2 separate regions of the Homo sapiens genome follow, and region 2 is linked to region 1. The links are chromatin loops, found by intact Hi-C in ENCODE. Cell type or tissue: GM12878. All regions are shown on one strand.

The links. Hi-C counts contacts between places; a loop is a spot of excess contacts. Peaks named below come from ENCODE experiments on the same cell type or tissue, not always from the same donor. Only the 100,000 strongest peaks of a DNase experiment are listed, where the experiment ranks them.
Region 2: it touches region 1 in a loop (7-fold over the local background); 1 of 110 quality-filtered maps calls a loop at or near these places.

The regions. Positions count from the first base shown.
Region 1 is chr4:35,968,205-35,972,204 of GRCh38, forward strand. It overlaps LOC105374397 (a long non-coding RNA gene), which reads right to left. Exons shown (of 3, transcript XR_925191.3): 1 at 3,859-4,000. Among named protein-coding and RNA genes, the nearest start is that of ARAP2, 270 kb to the right of the region's middle. In GM12878, no CTCF peak of the experiment used is centred here; no DNase peak of the experiment used is centred here.
Region 2 is chr4:36,079,724-36,083,723 of GRCh38, forward strand. It overlaps ARAP2 (ArfGAP with RhoGAP domain, ankyrin repeat and PH domain 2), which reads right to left. Exons shown (of 33, transcript NM_015230.4): 29 at 3,645-3,727; 30 at 2,528-2,563; 31 at 493-556. Among named protein-coding and RNA genes, the nearest start is that of ARAP2, 160 kb to the right of the region's middle. RefSeq lists an enhancer at 1,898-1,947. In GM12878, no CTCF peak of the experiment used is centred here; a DNase peak (open chromatin) is centred at 1,658; H3K27ac peaks cover 888 bases.

The sequences.
Region 1 (4,000 bases):
AGATTGAGACCATCCTGGCCAACATGATGAAACCCCGTCTCTACTAAAAATACAAAAATTAGCTGGGCATGGTGGATCGTGCCTGTTATCCCAGCTACTCACAAGGCTGAGGCAGGAGAATCAACTGAACACAGGAGGCAGAAGTTGCAGTGAGCCGAGATTGAGCCACTGCACTCCAGCCTGGCAACATAGCGAGACTCCATCTCAAAAGAAAAATTAAAATAATAATAATAACCTGAGTTTATGAGATAAAAAGGTTAGAGAGAGATGACAAAACCCAGGCAACCTTTGTAATCTTATTACTAAAAAAAGAATAGAAATACACACACACACACACACACACACACACACACACACACACGTAATTGCAAAGGAACTGGATAATTCTAACATGTAAAAGCACATGTTAAATTCTGAATAAATAAATACAATAGTAAATGAAGGGTTTTACCTTTAAGACAAAGGGAATACAATGGTAGGGCACATAGGAAGGCTTGAGACTGAGAAATTATGGAGAGAAGGGCAAAATGAACACAGAATAGAGATAATAATGCAATAAGCATTTCCCAGACAGAGAATATGGCCAAGCTAGGCCAAGAAGGAGAACGTGCATTGATTGGGTATCATATCTGCAACTGCATACTTCAGTAGTTTGCTGTGATTAACTCTGTTAGTGTACTTTGTGTTCAACTGCTGATACTGGTGGCCGAAAATATAAATATGCCGAAAAACAAACTCACATATGACTTTCTGAAACTTCTTCTGTTATATTGATATCATTCCACTATTTACCAATCATGTACTATCTAATATGTTACAGTAACATTCTTTTTAGCAGAAGAGACTATCTCAACAGAGTAATAGAGGCTGTGACAGGAACAAGCAACCAGTGGTAGCAGAGAGTATTTGCCATTGTCAATGTAACTAAAGGAGAGATGAGCAAGAGTGGAGGGATTCCTGTTGGTGAGGAGTTCAAAGAACACAACAGTTCTCAAGAGTGTTTAAACTCCCGGCCCTAGATAATTCAAGGTCTATTCACAAAAATAGCAGTATTATAAAAACTTTCCTTCCCTTCTTGAATTTCTTCTTCCTGTTCCCAGTTCACCTTGAGGGAGGGAGAGAGTGATATTTAGATGAGAGAAAATTATTTTTGTAAAGTGAGAGAGAAAAAAGGTTAAATATCAAGGTGGAGAAAGAGAGAAGTAGCCATTTGTGTGTCCCTCCTGACTTCGATGCTTCCGTGTCCCCACCAAACAAGCTAGAGAAGGGAGGGATACTTAATTGTCAGCTATATGGCTTTGTATGATGACGGAGTGAGCCTGAAAACCACAGGATTGCCAGACAAAGGAAGATTCAGCACCATCCAATTAATTTAATGTATAATAGATAATGAAACTTGAGGTGCTTCATGCTGCAAGCCATTAGCCCTGAAGCATATACCTCAAAGATTAGTGTTGATAACAATCAAGCTGTCCAATTATCTGAATGGCATTTTGTTTTTGTTTTTTTGGTCCTTTTGTTTGTTTGTTTGTTTTGAGACGGAGTCTCACTCTGTCTCTCAGTCTGGAGTGCAGGGGTGCCATCTTGGCTCACCGCAACCTCCATCCCCCTGGGTTCAAGTTATTCTCCTGCCTCAGCCACCCGAGTGGCTGAGATTACAGGCATGCGCTACTAGGCTGGGCTAATTTTTGTATTTTTAGTAGAGATGGGGTTTCACCATGTTGGCCAGGCTGGTCTCAAACTGCTGACCTCAGGTGATCTGCCCACCTTGGCCTCCCAAAGTGCTGGGATTACAGGCATGAGCCACCACACCAGGCCACAGATACTCGAGGTTTACTTTAGGAAAAACAAAAACTAGATTTGATGTCTTTTTAAAAAGTTGGGACTATAGAGTCTAAAGCTGTTGCAGTGCCTTGGCCTCCCAAAGTGCTGGGATTACAGGTGTGAGCCACTGCGCCTGTCCCTGAGTAGCATTTTGTTAACAGACATAGAATAAACACATACACACACACACACACACACACACACTTTATTCTGTAAATTTTGTTTTCAGGAGACTATCCCTGTACTGTCCTACTTCATTCTTCAGATATATAGGCAAAGACTAAATTATAAAAATGCAGTTATATTATTATAGAAGAAAGATGGATACATCCAATACTATAAACAGGAAAAATATGTTAGATTTCATATGCCACTTATCTAAATGTACTAGTCAGGACAGTTTCTTTTGTAAGGCATGAAAACCTAACTCATTGAACAAAGGAGGTGGTGGGGGACTCCATCAACTCATAATAGGAAGTTCATAATTATACTAGTTTCAGGCATTGACTGAACCAGAGAATCAGAAGATACCTTCCAAAGTCTTACTGGTCTTATTCCCTCAGCACTGTTATTTTCTGTGTGGATTTTTTTCTTTGGCAAATAGGATTACATCAATCTTATAACTACTCATTCCAAGGGAATAGTGGTACCTATCTTTCAGTGGTTTCACCAAAACACCACAGAAGCATTCATCCATACTAGTTGTTTTGGTTTTATTTGCTTTCTCTTAAACTACTGCAGCCAGGAATGTACTGTTCTGACTGGCCATGGCTTAGTCATGTGCCCAGACTTATGGCATTGGGTCTGAACTACTCGGAACAAATTCATCATAAAGAAAGAAAATATCTATTACCAAAAGAAGGAAAGAGGAGAAATTCAAAGTGGCCAAACAGATAATTTTAGTCATCACAATGGCTATTAAAATAATGTCTTCAGAGTCATTTAACTGAGATTAGAAAATTGGGATAGATTTAAATGAATAGATGAGATATTGTATTGTGCACGTCTATAAATAACATATTTATCTTTATTGATAGGAAAATAGATGGGTAAATAAATATATACATAAATGGATAGACCATGGATGTTGACTTTTAAAAGGATATAGAGATATACTAAGATGATAGAATTCTCTAAAATATTAACAGATATTCTGTCTGGTGGTGAAATTATGAATAATCTATTTCCTTCTTTGTCCTTTTTGTCTCCATATTTAAGATATTGAATACACACATATATCAGAAAGTAATCTTTATAATCAGAAATAATCTTAAAATAAGTAAAAACTGCATTAAATCTGTCAAAATAATTTTCTGTCTCACGATGTTTACTATCTCAGTGAAAATGAAGTTTATTCTAGTGAAATCTAATGAGAGGAAACATTTGTTTATCAAAATGCTTGTAATCATAACCTCTTTTCTTCTTTTCTTCCCTGCACTTTCATTACTCTGCTTTTCCCCTCTCATAAATTCATAGGAAGTCATCACTAAAAGGGGCCTTTGGGGTATCTAGTCCCAGACCTTTATTTTGGAAATAATGGAACTCTAGTGCAGAAAAATGTGGGGACTTGCCATCAGTCAAAACAAACAAAAACAAAAACAAAAACAGAGTGGCAAAGTAAAACTATGTTCCTGGTCTGCCTGCTCTGAATCAGGTAACCCATTCATCAAATCTTTTTCTTATTCATTATTTCAACATGCATTAATTGTATCTAACATTTTCAGAATACTGTGCTAATTTACTGTAATATATACAAGGGCATATTTTGTCTGGTAGAGAATTATATATGTTCATATACAATATAAATATAACATCAGGTAAAAATTACTAAGTGTCTTAAGAGGAAATTTCTTTTTCTAGAAAGATGAGGATAAATCAGACCATGCAAACTGAAAACATAGTAGACTTCATAAAGCATATCTCTACATAAAAAGTACAATATGTTTTCCTTCAGATGTGTATTATGCAACATGTTCCTTAATGTGTATGTTCAACGTGGGTTACAAATATTTATTAGCTATTTTCAAGCCATACCTCAACTAGGAATCTTCCAGTCAATCTCCCAATTAGGGTTTCAGGGACACCAAACACAATTGGCCATGTGGTAGGAGTTCCCTTTTCAGTAATTAGAGAATATATTATTAATCATTTTATTCCATCAAAGAATTTAAACCAA
Region 2 (4,000 bases), 110 kb after region 1:
TTGTATGGTTTGCTGCAAGGAATACATGAGTTATTCTTATGAAGTATCTAGCACACAATAGTTATTAAAGAAAAGTAGGTTCCTGTCCTTGTTTCTGGAAAGGCAGGGGTGGAGAGAGTGGGAGAACAAGAAGGGAAATAGAACACTTTTCTAAATGAAGGTCTATGTGGGATTGTGGTAGGATGACAGCTTAGAAAAGTCCCTCTTTCTTACACGACCATTTTAAAGCAACACACCTCACCTAAGCCAAGGAGGCTGTGGGGCTGGCAGAAAAGACGCTTTAATGGAATAAACTCTCTTTCAAAAGGTAATGAATAAATTTGAACTTTAATATACTATTTTAAAAACTAAGAATGAGAGAATCAAAGTTTATGCCAATTGTACATACATTTAAAATGCTTATTAAAAATTCTTTAGAAATCACCATCACACTAACATTTCCTGTAAACAAAGTTATTATACTCTACTGGATAGTTCAAACAAATCTCGTACCTGGGCAATAAAGATACTGGTCATCCACTCCGTCTGAGTTCGTGAACTATCACAACACAGGTGCCTGCAAAACGAGGTTTATAAACTATGTCATTCAAAAAGACAATTGACTGTTCTCTAGTGTATCTGCTGAGTGATTTGGTGATCAAAAATCTCTGGGTCTCTCCTGATTAATGACGTAATGCAATCACAAAAGTGGAACATTTCAGTACAAGTTGTTTTGGTCTTCTGCTAAATGTACAATACGAAGTTATAGTGTAAATATATTGGTTTAAACAAAATACAACTGAAGCCTTTGGTAAGTGCTGCAAAATGATGACCAATATTTTTCGGAAAGGCAGAAAGATTTATTTCATTTTGCCTTTTCAAGTACCTGATGGTAAAACACTGTATTCCACTAAAATTCTGAGCCTGAGAAGAAAAATATGTGCACATCCTCATAAGAGCAGATCTTTCTTTTTAAAAGGCTGAGACATAGTCTCCATCATTGTAATTGTAAACACTAATACCCACAGATTCATAAAAAATGAAACTACATGAAAAACCACTGCATATCCAATAACAGTGATTAAGTAACCTTTTATTGAAAGACTAACTAAAACAGAGACCTTGTCCTGAAGGCTCCTGTAGTCTATTAGGGGAGCTAAGCATATAGACAAATAAATTACAACACAGTGAGAAAAAGCAAAAATAAAACTGAGTGCAAACATAGAAACCACAGACTTGGGGATGAGGAGAGGGTTGTTCTTTATAAGAGGAAAATTTTATAATTGATATTGGAAAGATCTAATGGGCTTTTCAAAGTAATTGTATTCTTTACATTCCTGTATTATCAAAATAATTTACCTGAAAAATGTTGAAAATGAAATTTCTAAAAAATCTGTGTTTTCTTCATCAGCACCTCATGAAAACATTGTCTTTCCCTATTACCATGTCCAGGCCACAAACCATTCCTGCCACAAATCATTTTAATTCCGTACCCTTGTTTATAAAATACTGTAGGTGCAAAGAAGAAATAATGATCAGAGGTGAGAGCTATTAGATAAGGCTTTGGGGCATTTGAGCTATGATTTCAAAGAACATTGACAGTTGAGTTGGTTGAGTCATCAGGGGGAGAATGAAAGTATGACAGGAAGGAGAAGTGAAAAGTATGAACAAAGGTTTAGTAGAGGGACCATGTACATCACACATGCAGATCTGAAACAGCAAGGAATGCGTGGTGAATAAAGATAGATGATTGTTTTGTCATTAAGTGAAAAAGAAAAACTGTGGGAGATGAAGTTGGTGGAGTCATATATAGCCTTGCATGCCACGCAACAATTCTGTGCTTGATCCTATAGGTGAAAGAATTCACAGAAGTTTTAAAGCAGGAGAGAAACATGGTACAGCATAGAAAATACTCCTCAGTGGAGAGGTGGAGAATGTACGACAAAACAAAAGCAAAGAAGAGGCCTGAAGAGCACTTAGGACTCCTGGAATAATCCAGGCAGATCAATGAAGGCCAGGCCCTCAGGGTAGAGAGGTGTAGGTGGAGGAGGGGCACAAGGAAGAGGCAGATCTCGTGTGGCTCAGTGACCGATTAGACACAGGGAGGTGAAGAGAAGGAAACATCTAGTACAATCTCTAGAAATACTGATGGATACTGGTAACAGTATATGGCAAAAAGTACATATATAGAAATAGGGTTGAGAGCGGGATATATGTTTTTCTTAAATCTGATTTTAGCTAGTTCTTATTCTGTTTTAAAACTATCACCTACTTATCTCATAAAAGCTGAATTCCACACTCATAATAACTATGGAAGAAATCAGGCGTAGTTTCACTTCAGAGGCATTGCCAAATAGGATACATGGGACTTGAACCCTGATACAAATCTGTTTTCCTCTTCTTAGGCTCAAAGTCTTTACAAACAACCCTAATTTCACTTAGGCAAAACACTTTCCGTCTGTAGTTCTATCTGCAATTACTGAAATTATTCTTTTCCTGAAATTGTCACCAATATATTATGTCCAAAAGTTGTCAGCTGTTAACTTACCAGTGATGTTTCTCAGAATATGCGGTCAATCCCCAGCTGCATCACATAGAAAAAAAAACACACATAAATTAAAAATAATACATTTTACAAGACAGAAAACAGGATTAGATGTTAAGGAGATGAGATTTAATGGTGGGAATGCATAGACTTCCACAAGTGGTGATTCAATGTGTTGGACTTAGCTAGAGGTGAATGCTAAATGCTAAGGGATCTGGCTACACATTTATATAGAAGGAAGGAGGCTTGTGATGATATGGGGCAGAGAGGAGATGTCTCTGAGAAGATACTCTTAACTGAATAAGGCCAAATGTCTACGAAAATGACTGAAATAAGATAATATAGAGAGATGTACGGTTACTGGGGGAAATTAAAGAACATGCCTATTAAAACACAGGTATATGCTCTAGGCTTAGAAACTGAGTATGAAGGCAAAAGTGAAGAAATTTTCAGCAGCAAAATCTCAGAAGCAAGCACATATAAATGATGTTCATGATACTAAGTATTAGTGCAAACATTTATTAGCTAATCAAAGTAACCTGTGATAAGAAATTGTGGTGTAAATCAAATGCTGGGGTACATGAAGTGTTAAAGAGGCACGCAATCTGTAGGAGGCACCCACCTCCTCTAGCGCTTACATGCTATGATGGGTTTTCAGTACCAAAGTCAGCATAGTAAAAAGGGAAAATTACAGAGCCAGAACCAAAACATTGTAGAAGCCAAGCATCAGGAAGCTGGAGGGCAGCATTTGCTTTCCTGTGTTGTAGACTTGCCTGAGATGCCCTCAGGTTGTGATGTGACAGCTCAGGGAATGAGATGCAGAGGAAGCCATGTACTTCCCAGTAGACAGAGCCTCCCGGGATTTCTTACTTTACACAGAGAGATTGCAATCACCAAGGAGCTTGGTCTCAGTCTCAGTGGGAACATCGTCCCTCCTTATCTACTCATACAAGTTCCTTGATCTGCCATAAGAACCCTGTGACAGGGGAAGCAACTTAAAAAAAATAGCCTAAAACTTACTTTATAAAAAGTTAGACTAATGCCACTGATCCCTAAATCCTTAAATAGACATATTTTTCCCATAAGTTTTTCCTTTCAGCACTTCCCTTTCAAACTTTACCTTGTTGGAGGCTTCATTTTCTTTTTCACTCCACGATAAAACTTCATGGAACTGAGAGAAAACATCTTGTCATGTTTACTACTCTGTAAGGTAAAAAAATAATTTGTAATTAAATGGATTTACACATTTCCTTACATTTTCTTTGAGCATTAATGATTGGGTTTAGAATTGTTTAGTTTCTCAGTGTTTCATAAAACAAACATTTCATGAGTTTAGTAAATGAAGACTCTTTGGATTTACAATGAAGACTCTTAGGATTTACAATACAATCAATACATATTAATAATGTTGGATATATTCATGTTATATACTTGTACACATGTATATACAGACATGCACATGGCTCTATAATTCTT